2 separate regions of the Homo sapiens genome follow, and region 2 is linked to region 1. The links are chromatin loops, found by intact Hi-C in ENCODE. Cell type or tissue: PC-3. All regions are shown on one strand. Links, peaks and the distances in the headings refer to the core of each region. The heading gives the core; the rest is flanking DNA.

Region 1 (5,390 bases), core at 314-5,313:
GTCTTGAAGTTGCAGGTTTTTTTCCTTTGCAATGAATCAATAAATTATGTCACAACCCTTAACCCCAAGTTTTTGCTTTAGCAATTCAGGATAATGCCAAAAACTTACTTAGCTTTTAGTCTGTGCCAGGCATTGTTCTGAACAAGGTACATACAATGCTGTCTTGTAGACCCTGGATTTGGAAAGCCCCCAATCCCTTTATAAAGCATATGTATAAGTTGTATAGATAAGTGTATTTTCAAAAGTAAACATATAAAAATTCATAATTGATATTTGAGGATCAAATATTTTCCTCATTTATGTATCTAACCCACAAAAATTTAATTGTTTATAAGACATTTTATGGAGACCTTTACATTTATATGAAGTAAAATTTAATATGTTCCTTAACTATCCAATATATTTGAGTATCTGTGAGATATGCTATGTGCTGAGGGATACAATTAAAAAATAGAAAAGATTTGATTCTTGTCTTTATTTTTTCAATTATTTCAGGTGGCAAACACAGATGGTCACAATATAATGTGACACCTCCATTTTCCCAATGAGAATATTAAATAAATTGTTTTGACTAACTTGAATATGTAAACTTTAGAGATGAAGATGAATTTCTGTATATTTATTTAAGTTATACATACATATTTAAAATAGCATTATATGAGATAATTTTCAAATGTAACTCTTCTCTCCTGGCTTTTCATGAAGCAATTTTATCTAAACTCTTCAAATGCATCTTTGACATATGAGGGTTTTTTTCCTCTCTAGAACCTCTTTTTGAGTTGTCTGACACAGTTTTCTACGGTTCCATTTGAATTGTCTGAAATCCAACCTATTTTGAATCTATTTACGTTGTGGTCACTGGAAATTTTCTCTCAGGAGCCCCTCCATTCTCATTATTAAAGATCAGTTGGTTTTCTTTTTCCTCCTGTAGAAGCATGTATGTTGATCTCTGTAGTGTAGGCACTTATTATAATACTTAAAAAAAGTCATTTTTGCAAGGCTTGTTTACAATGAAATCCAATATTTGCCAATGTGAGGCAATATCCCTAGGAGTTAAATCTGTGTTAAATCTCATCGCAGCTTTTACTGCAATTTTTACTGATTCAGATGATTGTTTCTGGGGGACTTCTCTAAGCTTCCACAGATCCTGTTACTTAGGGTAATGTCTTCTCCAAGTGATACTCTGTTATTCAAAGTAGGACTGGAGAGAGTAAAAAGAGGTTCTGGTAATAAGAAAGACTTTCTATGGACTTTATTAATAGAAATAGAAAACAATTTCCTATTTTCTGAGGGATTTTTTTTGGGAAAAGTAAACTTTGCCTTACACTTGGGCATTTGTTGAGTTGCCAGCTAACATCTCTTAGCGGGGAGTTGGTAGATAGGTTCTATTTAACCCAGTGTTTTTCATGCTGTTCTATTCACCACTGCATACTGCTTTGCCTTGCCGTGAAGTGTACTCTTTTTACCCAATTCCTCATTTTCATATTTCTGTTTTCATAGTATCTTGTTAGACTTTTACTTCTTGAGTCAGATGAAGAAAACTTAATCAGTATTGATGTCTTCAGTATCATAAATATCTGTAACTCTTACTTTGAATGTAAGAGTAATGTTCTGATTACTGCTAAGATTCTACCAAATTGACTTTCAGTACATATTGATGTATTTCTGGAATGAATGTTCCTGTGATCTTGGCTTGCAGATGAAAACCTTAATATTTGAATCAGACTGGTGCAATGTGGAAAGACAAAATACACACTTGAAATATTTGCATGATAATCTACGGAACAAAAACATTTAGTGGGAGTGGTGGTAGAACGTTTCCAGGATCAACACTTGAATGCTGTGAGAGAACTATTTTTTTTTTTAATGGATGGCAGGTGGCAGAGTTGAAAAACAGGTTTTTATAATGGAAATGCTAAGAGTCTTAGCTATAGGAGTATGAATGGTATTGTTACAATAGATATAATAGATGTATTGCATTATCTTATCTCATCAGACACTTTTGTTAGTAAAAGCGCCCCCCCCCACTAGTTTCAGTCTGCTCTTGCAGAGAATCACTCCTCTCAACAATTTTTGCTACTTACAAAATTTTTGAGATTCAAGATATCTTTAATCTGTCGAGTTTCAGCAGATTTAATAAGCATAAATTTATTTTATTAAAAATATTTTAAGTCAGGAAAGTAAGTATAGGAAACAGACCAGATGTAATTCAGATTACAGGATCTGGATTTGCCCCTTTAATGAATGTCAGCTATGCTGGCAATATTCTGCTGGTTTCCTTTTTTTTTTTTTTTTTAACATTACTACTCATATTTCACATTTGATTTGTTTTCAATATCCTTACTCTTAGGAAGGGGCTTAGGAAATTGAATTACATTTTATATGTTTAGTTCCTAATCTCATTCTTATTTTAATACCTGTTCAGATTCTTAAGGCTTTTTGTAAATAGGGGTCTGTGGTGTCTGTAAGTCTGGGGGCCTAGGAGGGAGTCTCACACAGGAGTCCGGTTTGATCACAGTGGATAGGGTACTCTACAGTGTGCTTAAAGGCAAGGGGGCTCTAAGAAAGAGCAGCCCTGGTCAGTGTGTTCTGAGAAAGCAGGGCAGTGTCTGAGAGGTGAGTTAAAATAGGAGTGAGTAGTCACCATTTTGGGATATTAGACAGGAAGTGCTTTCTGTACATGCAGGCTGGAAATGCACACAACCCTCCTGCCCCATCCGTGAGCAGTCCAGTGTGGGGAGAGGAAGGAAGGTGGGATGTGGTTGGTCATAACTGTGATCCCTTTTCTTCTCTATAATGCTGAGTGTTCACAATTGAGAACTGACTGGTGAGTCCTTGGTGAGTTAAGGCTTAAGCTGAGGTCCCTGGGTAGTTAGGTAGTTCTAAGAATGTATTTGTTCAATAGAACTTTTGAATAACTTCACTTAGCTAGCTTGTTAGTGCTAGGAACCCAAAGATGACAAACAGCCCATTCCTCTGAAAAACTGTGACTCTGGTGAGGTGCATAGTTATTTAGACCTGCCGGATGAGAATACCACTTTTCCCCGCACCAAATCTACCTGCTGGAGTGAATTTATTTCATGTAGACTCTGAGGTCCCTCTGTTGCTTTTGATAACGTGCTCTCATCTGAGGCCAGCTCCGTTACTTGTATACTCATCCTGTCTCCCCCGCCAAGGTCATTGCTCCTGCAGTTTTCTGCTTTCTCTGTTGGATCATTTTCCTTCTTTGCTGGATCATTCCTATCATCAAACATTCTGTGATATATCCTACCTTAAGCTAATCTTGTTTCTTTTTTTTTTTTTTTTTGAGACGGAGTCTCGCTCTGTCGCCCATGCTGGAGTGCAGTGACATGATCTCGGCTCACTGCAAGCTCCGCCTCCCGGGTTCACACCATTCTCCTGCCTCAGCCTCCCCAGTAGCTGGGACTACAGGCGCCCACCACCATGCTAATTTTTTTTTATTTTTAGTAGAGATGGGGTTTCACCGTGTTAGCCAGGATGGTCTCGATCTCCTGACCTCGTGATCCGCCCGCCTTGGCCTCCCAAAGTGCTGGGATTACAGGCGTGAGCCACTGCGCCCGGCCGATAATCTTGTTTTTTGACACCACATTCTTACTCTCCAACTTCCTGATACCACGTTCTTCCTCTCCAACTATTCCATTTTTTTCTTTCTCTGTAATAGCAAAATTCCTTGGAAGGACCTGCTGCTTCTCTTTCTGTTTCTAGTTCACTCTACGGAGGCCCTTTTACTTGAAAGTGCTCTCATCAAGTTCACCAATGACCTTTGCTTGGCCAAATGCAAATGCCACTTCTCAGTCCTTATCTTATATAGTCTTTGTTTGTTAGCATTTGCCACAGCTTTTCACTCTTTCCTTCTGGAAATACTGTGGCCTTCTGGACACTACTCCCCCTTGCTTATTGGTTCTCTTCCTATTTCACTGGCTGCCCCTTCAGTCATCTTTGCTGGTTCCTTCTTATCATACCGAAATGTTGGAGCATCCCCAAGGCACTTTGTTTTACTTTTCCACCTATACTCACTTATTTGGGTTTTTATAGAGTCCCATAGCTTTTAGGTACTTTCTCTATGCTGATGCTTTTTTTTTTGGAACCCTGGGCTCTCTGCTTACATATCATCTGAATTTGGATCTTTAAAAGGCATGTCTATTTACCATGTCCAAAACTACTAATCTCCCCCACAAATCTGTTGCTCCATGTTCTTCATATCTCAGTAAAAGGATTCTGAGTCTTTTCAGTTGCTTGAGCCAAAGACTTTGGAGTCAAGGATAACTACTTGTTTCCACATCACACACTGAGTCTATCAGCAAATCCTGCTGGCTCTACCTTTAAGCATATCCATAATCCTATCATTTTTATCACCTTCACTTAGGCTACCACTGTGGTCTAAGCCAGCATCATCTTGCCTGGATTATAATAGTTACCTGTTTTATCTCCTAGCTTTTCCCTCAACCATCTGTTTTCCACACAGTGATCAGAGATTCTTCGAAACCTAAGTCAGATTATTTTACTTTTCTGCTCAAAATTCACAATGCTGTCTAGTACAACTTTCTGCAAAAATGGAAGTGCTCGGCCAGGCACAGGGTGGCTCACTCATGTAATCCCAGCACTTTGGGAGGCCAAGGTGGGTGGATCACCTGAGGTCAGGAGTTCGAGAACAGCCTGGCCAATGTGGTGAAACCCCATCTCTACTAAAAATACAAAAATTAGCCAGGCTTGGTGGCCAGTGCCTATAATCCCAGCTACTTGAGAGGCTGAGGCAGGAGAATCACTTGAACCTGGGAGGCGGAGGTTGCAGTGAGCCGAGATCACGCCACTGCACTCCGGCCTGGGTGACGAGTGAAACTCTATCTCAAAACAAACATAAAAAAAGGAAGTGCTCTAATCTGTGCTAATATGGTAGCCACTGGCCATGTGTCTGTTAAGTACTTCAGATCCGGCTAGTGCAACTGAGGCACTGAATTTTAAATTTTATTTTAATTGATTTAAATGTAAATATCCACATGAGTGGAAGCCAAGATTTATATCATGTTCTGAGGTTTACAAAGGCCAGATGAAGTGAACACCTTTTCTACTTCTCTTGACTTCATCTCCTGCTACCACTGCCGCCCTCATTTTCTTGCTCTTCTTTGAATATACCAAGCATATGCTTGCACTTGCTATTCCCTCATGCCTGGAATGTTCTTCCTCCAGGTGTTTTTTTTTTTTTTTTTTTTTTTTTGAGACGGAGTTTTGCTCTTTTTGCCCAGGCTGGAGGGCAATGGCAAGATCTCGGCTCACTGCATCCTCTACCTCCCGGGTTCAAGTGATTCTCTTGCCCCAGCCTCCTGAGTAGCTGAGATTACAGGCGCGTGCCACCACGCCCCGCTAATTTT
Region 2 (5,390 bases), core at 82-5,081, 170 kb after region 1:
GAGTTATAACTAGGATTGACATTACTAAATTATATGGTAACTGTTTATTTAATCATTTGAGGAACAGGCAGCTTATTTTCCAAAGTGCTGCATCATTTTACTGCATTCCCATCAGCAATGTATGAAGGTTCCAATTTCTCCACATTTTCACCAACACTCGTTATTATCTGTATGTGTGTGTGTGTGTGTGTGTGTGTGTGTGTGTATTTTAAGAGACAGGGTCTCACTCTGTCACCTACGCTGGAGTCCAGTGGTGTGATCATAGGTCACTGTAATTTTGAACTCCTGGGCTCAAGCGGTCTTTCCCCCTTAGCCTCTCAAGTATTTAGGACTACAGGTGAGCACCACTGTGCCCAGCTAATTTTTAAAAATTTTTTGTAGAGACAGGATCTCGCTGTGTTGCCCAAGCTGGGCTCAAACTCCTGGCCTTAAAGTGATCTTCCCATATTGGCCTCCCAAAGTGCTGGGATTACAGGTGTGAGCAACTGCACCTGGCCTGCCTGTCTTTTTGTTGGTAGTCATCCTACTGGGTGTGAAGTAGTATCTCATTGTGTTTTTTCAGTAGTGGTAAACTACACATAAAATACAATTGACCACTGTAACCATTTTTAACTGATGTGGAGTACATTTACATTGTTGTGTAGTCATCACCACTATCCATCTCTAGAATATTTTCATTTTCTCATACTAAAACTCTATACCCATTAAGCAATAGCTCCCTATTCCTACGTTACGGTTCTGATTTGCATTTCCTGGTTGGCTAATGATGTTGAGCATCTTTTCATATATTTATTGGCCATAAGTATATTTTCCTTGGAAAAGTGTCTGTTCAGATTATTTTCCCATTTTTAATTGGGTTGTCTTTTTATTATTGAGTTGTAGAAGTTCTTCATAAATTCTAGATATAAGTTCCTTACCAGATATGTGATTTATAAAAGTTTTCTCTCATTTTCTGTGTTGTCATGTTACTTTGTTGATGTTGTCCTTTGAAGTACCAAATGGTTTGAATTTTGATGATATCCAATTTATTTTTTCTTTTGTTGTTTTTGTTGTTTGTGCTTTGGCATTACATCTAAGAAATCAGTGTCTAATCTAAGGTTCATATAGATTTATGGCTGTGTTTTCTTCTAAGACTTTTATAGTTTTAGCTTACCCTCAACTTTTTAACAGACTGCTTCCTCTGCATGTTCTGACTTTTCTCTAGAAATATGGCTTCTTATTCAGTCCATGTGCTACAAGAGTGGATGCAGTGCTTTTGAGCTTTTATATTTTTAACTGCATAGGAAAACATTTTTCTTTATGGTTTCATCATGGAATTATCTTATATTTTATTCATTTTATTGTCTGTCTTCTATCCTTAATTGATATCTTGGTCATTCACCCACATCCAGTAGGAAATTTGACCAACTCTTTCTTATCCTATTCATGTCTGTATTATCTTTGGCAATCTGAGTGTCTGGATATAATGTCTTGGCAACATTGTCACCTCTCACTTCATCATACATCAGTTCCAGCAGTCATCACCTACACCTTGTTTCAGCAACCTATTCCCATTGCCAGATACTGGACCTTACTATTCTTCAGAAATACTAAATGCCTGTGTCTGTACTCTGGTTATAACTTTCTGTCCTTTTTCTTTTCTCCTTCCTTTTTTTCCCCTTCATTTTTTTCTTTCTCCAACCCCCAGCCACTTCATTTCTTCTTTTCTGGCTCTATTTCTTTCCCTGTTTAACCTATTTGCCAAACTTCGTCTCATCTAAAATGCATAGTTAACTTTCCTTGTTCCATTTTCTTTCTAGTCCATTCCACAAATCTCTTAGTGTTGTTTCATCAGTCCTTTCAACCATCCTGGTATAATTTAGATGCTCAATAATTGATGAGTGAATAAATGGTGGTATTAACAAACCTTGGGTCAGTCTGTTTGTCTGTTTGGCTCCTACTGTAGAACTGCTGGGACTTGAGAAAAATTATAGCTCTACTTGGAGTTATTGTTATAAATTCATGGTCTCATATTTCAACTGGTGTCCCAATATTGTGTGGTGAATTTTATGTGTTCTTAGTCATCACTGTCTCTTGTTGTCTGTAATAGGTATTTGAAAACATTCATTCTGTTATTTTATGATATGCTTTCTAACTCTTAGCAGATGAACTTCTGGTTACTTTACTGAGAAAAATTGAGGGCAACAGGTGGGAATTTGCTTAGATTCTCCCTGACCTCTACAAGAGTACTAGCATCTTTTCCCATGCTTTACCCCTAACCTCTTCTTTCAGGAGACGAAGAGTTGGCCCTTTTCTCACTCTGACTTGTTCTCTATTCATGTTTTAGATTTTGCTCGGTCTACTTCCTGAAGATCATTGCTCCATCACTTGTTTTTCAGTCTACAGCTCCTTTGCCTACTGCCTTTCTCTGCTCAAACTGCAAAAAAAGAAATAAATAGTTACTTGTACGAACCTAAACCAAAATGTAATATATTCAATATTCTCTAGCCATCAAGAGCCTTTCTTCTCCTTCCCTTTCTCCCCAGCTTTTTACTGAGTACAAATTAACTCTCTCTGTTTTCTTACGTATAATTCATTACTACTGAACTCACTGCTTTCCCTAAGTTTGATTCCCGTATTGTTAAATCAAACATATTCATTTTAGTCTGTATACTTATGTCTCTGTAGTATTTGACACTGTTGGTCACTTCCTCCTCTTTGAAATCTTTGTTCTGCTGGCTTCTTCAATCACATTCTGTATGGAAGCCACATGGGCTCTTATAATAAAACCAGGGCCTAATGGTTCCATTGTTTCCTGGTAGATGCATCTCCGGTTGGGTAGGTTTGTTGGGGGCTGAAAACCTAATGTTGTCTGAGATTTACTTACCTTTGGCAGTTTCTCAGTAATTATTGTTGCTGCTGCCATCATGTTGGGCTGAGTGGTCAGACGTAGAATGGAGTTCAGGTCTGCTCTCACAAGCCTTTCCTCATTTTCTGTAAGATACTGAGACCAAAGGAATATTTTTAAGAGAATTACCATTTCCTTCCTTCCTTCCTTCCTTCCTTCCTTCCTTTCTTCCTTCCTTCTCCCCTTCCTTCCTTCCTTCCTTCCTTCCTTCCTTCCTTCCTTCCTTCCTTCCTTCCTTCCTTCCTTCCTTCCCTCCTTCCCTTCCTTCCCTCCTTCCTTCCTTCCTTTCCTTACTGTGTTGCCCAGGCTTGAGTGCAGTGGTGTGATCTCAGCTCACTACAACCTCCACCTCCCATGTTCAAGTTATTATCTTGCCTCAGCCTCCTGAGTAGCTGGGACTAAGGCATGCACCACTACACCTGGCTAATTTTTGTATTTTTAATAGAGATAGGGTTTCACCATGTTGGCCAGGCTGGTCTCGAACTCCTGACCTCAAGTGATCTGCCCCCTCCTAGGCCTCCCAAAATGCTGGAATTATAGGCATGAACCACTGTGGCCAGCCAGCCATTACATTTTTAATAAAGTTTTTTAAACAGGTTCCTCTTGTCTCAGTTGAGTTCATTGCAGAGTTGTATAATAATGAAAGAATAGAAATTTTTTCATCAATAGAGGTATGGATGCATGCATCACATCATGCATCCATACAGAGAGATAGTAAGGTGAATGAAATAGACCTATAGACTGACAATATATAGAAAAAACATCAAGGCACAGGTGTATTTTATACATATGTATAACCCCCTACCAAAGACCCCGGGACCTCACTGTGTTGCCCCAGCTGGTCTTGGTCTATTTTGTATATCTTTTTTATATATTTATTTACACACACACACACACACCCTCTATCATTTGTAAAAGAAGGATAAAACTATAGAACAGACCTATATGTAAATGTTTGATGCCAGAAAATGTCATGGTATCTGCTCATCACACTATTATTAGTGGTTTCATCTGAGGAGTGGAAATACAGCATGAAAGATGTTATGATTTCTTTCAACTGACTTCCATTTTATATTCTATTTTGTTTGACTTTTTTGTGATATTTCTTCTGTAATAAAACAACGGTAATTTAAGGACTTTTAAAGAAGAATCGACTTTGACTTATTCTTTTTTTAGCTTTGTGAATCATAATATTACTTTGCTTTTTTTCATTTTCCTTTTAAACTCTAGCCATGCTTACTCATTCTCAGTGGGTTTCTCCAATCATAATCCTGTTTAATCATAACCCCAGGAGTCATCCTTGGTTCTCTAGGAAGCATTCCTGCATCACTTGGTCTGATTTTATTACCTTTCCTCTGTGTTCCCATGGCAAAGCTTCCTTAGTCTCTGGTGTATAGAACAGAAGCTGTATTATTTGACTTTGTATTTCATGGACCTGAGTACAGTACCCAGCACATGGTAGAAATTCATCAAAAGGGTTTTGAGTATTAAAATAATAAAGATAGAATTTGGAACAGATCTCCTTAATACTAGCATGTTCTTTTTGTGTAGCTTGTCGTTTTATGCCATTTTTTTTCCTGAAGCTCTGTGTGAGAAGACATGTGTTAATTAAACTTAAGTTTCTGTCTCAGGATATGTTGAGTATATGTTGATAGGCTATCCTAAAACAACTCCAGGCAGTTTATTTAAATGCAATATGATATCTTCAGTTATCATTGGAGGACAGGAGAGTGATAATTTCATACTTCATTGAAACACAAAATATTAATATAGGATATTTTTTATAGTGTCTCCAAATACATTAAAGGAAACCTGCATTGATGTGCTTAGAAAATGTGTAACATTGACTCAAGCATAAGGATAAACACAAATTTTGTTTCTTCGTGTAAATTACTTGTGTAATCGTTTTTTTTTTTTTCCAGGTTCAGCAGATAGATCGTGTGGTAGAAGTTGTGGAGGAGACAATTAAAGGTAATCGTTGAAAGTGAGATAAACAGATGTATATATTTTCTGAACTACATAGTAGAAACACCACTCAGGTAACTCTTGCCAGGCACCTTTATAAAAGTTATTGTTTTAGATATAAAATCATAAAATGTTATCCTTGGCTTCATGAATTTGCCAGTCTAATATTGGAGGCAGGCACTCGCTGTATATTTGTTTGGCTTATAAATGAATCAGGCAAAGAGCAATGGCTTACTCCTGTAACCCCAGCAGTTGGGGCTGGGGCTGAGGCTGAGGCTGAGGCTGGAGGATTCCTGAGGCCAGGAGTTCAAGACCAGCCTGGGCAAGATCCTGGGATCTCTGGGGGAGAAAGTCAGCTTGATGCTGTGGTGTGCACCTGTAGTCCCAGCTACTTAGGAAGTTGAAGCTGGAGGATCATTTGGGTCCAGGAGTTCAAGTCTGCAGTAAGCTATAATCATGTAACTGCACTCCAGCCTGAGCAACACAGTGACACCCTGTCTTTAAAGAATAAATGAATCAGGTCATAGTTTTCTTTTTT

The links. Hi-C counts contacts between places; a loop is a spot of excess contacts. Peaks named below come from ENCODE experiments on the same cell type or tissue, not always from the same donor. Only the 100,000 strongest peaks of a DNase experiment are listed, where the experiment ranks them.
Region 2: a loop joins it to region 1, with 2.2 times the contacts of the local background. A loop is called at or near these places in 1 of 110 quality-filtered maps.

The regions. Positions count from the first base shown.
Region 1 is chr6:20,581,768-20,587,157 of GRCh38, forward strand. All of the region lies in intron 4 of CDKAL1 (CDKAL1 threonylcarbamoyladenosine tRNA methylthiotransferase), which reads left to right. Among named protein-coding and RNA genes, the nearest start is that of CDKAL1, 50 kb to the left of the region's middle. RefSeq lists a silencer at 4,818-5,018. In PC-3, for the core only: no CTCF peak of the experiment used is centred there; no DNase peak of the experiment used is centred there.
Region 2 is chr6:20,753,786-20,759,175 of GRCh38, forward strand. CDKAL1 (CDKAL1 threonylcarbamoyladenosine tRNA methylthiotransferase) reads left to right here. Exons shown (of 16, transcript NM_017774.3): 7 at 4,810-4,858. Among named protein-coding and RNA genes, the nearest start is that of CDKAL1, 220 kb to the left of the region's middle. In PC-3, for the core only: no CTCF peak of the experiment used is centred there; DNase peaks (open chromatin) are centred at 2,026 and 4,196; H3K27ac peaks cover 1,089 bases.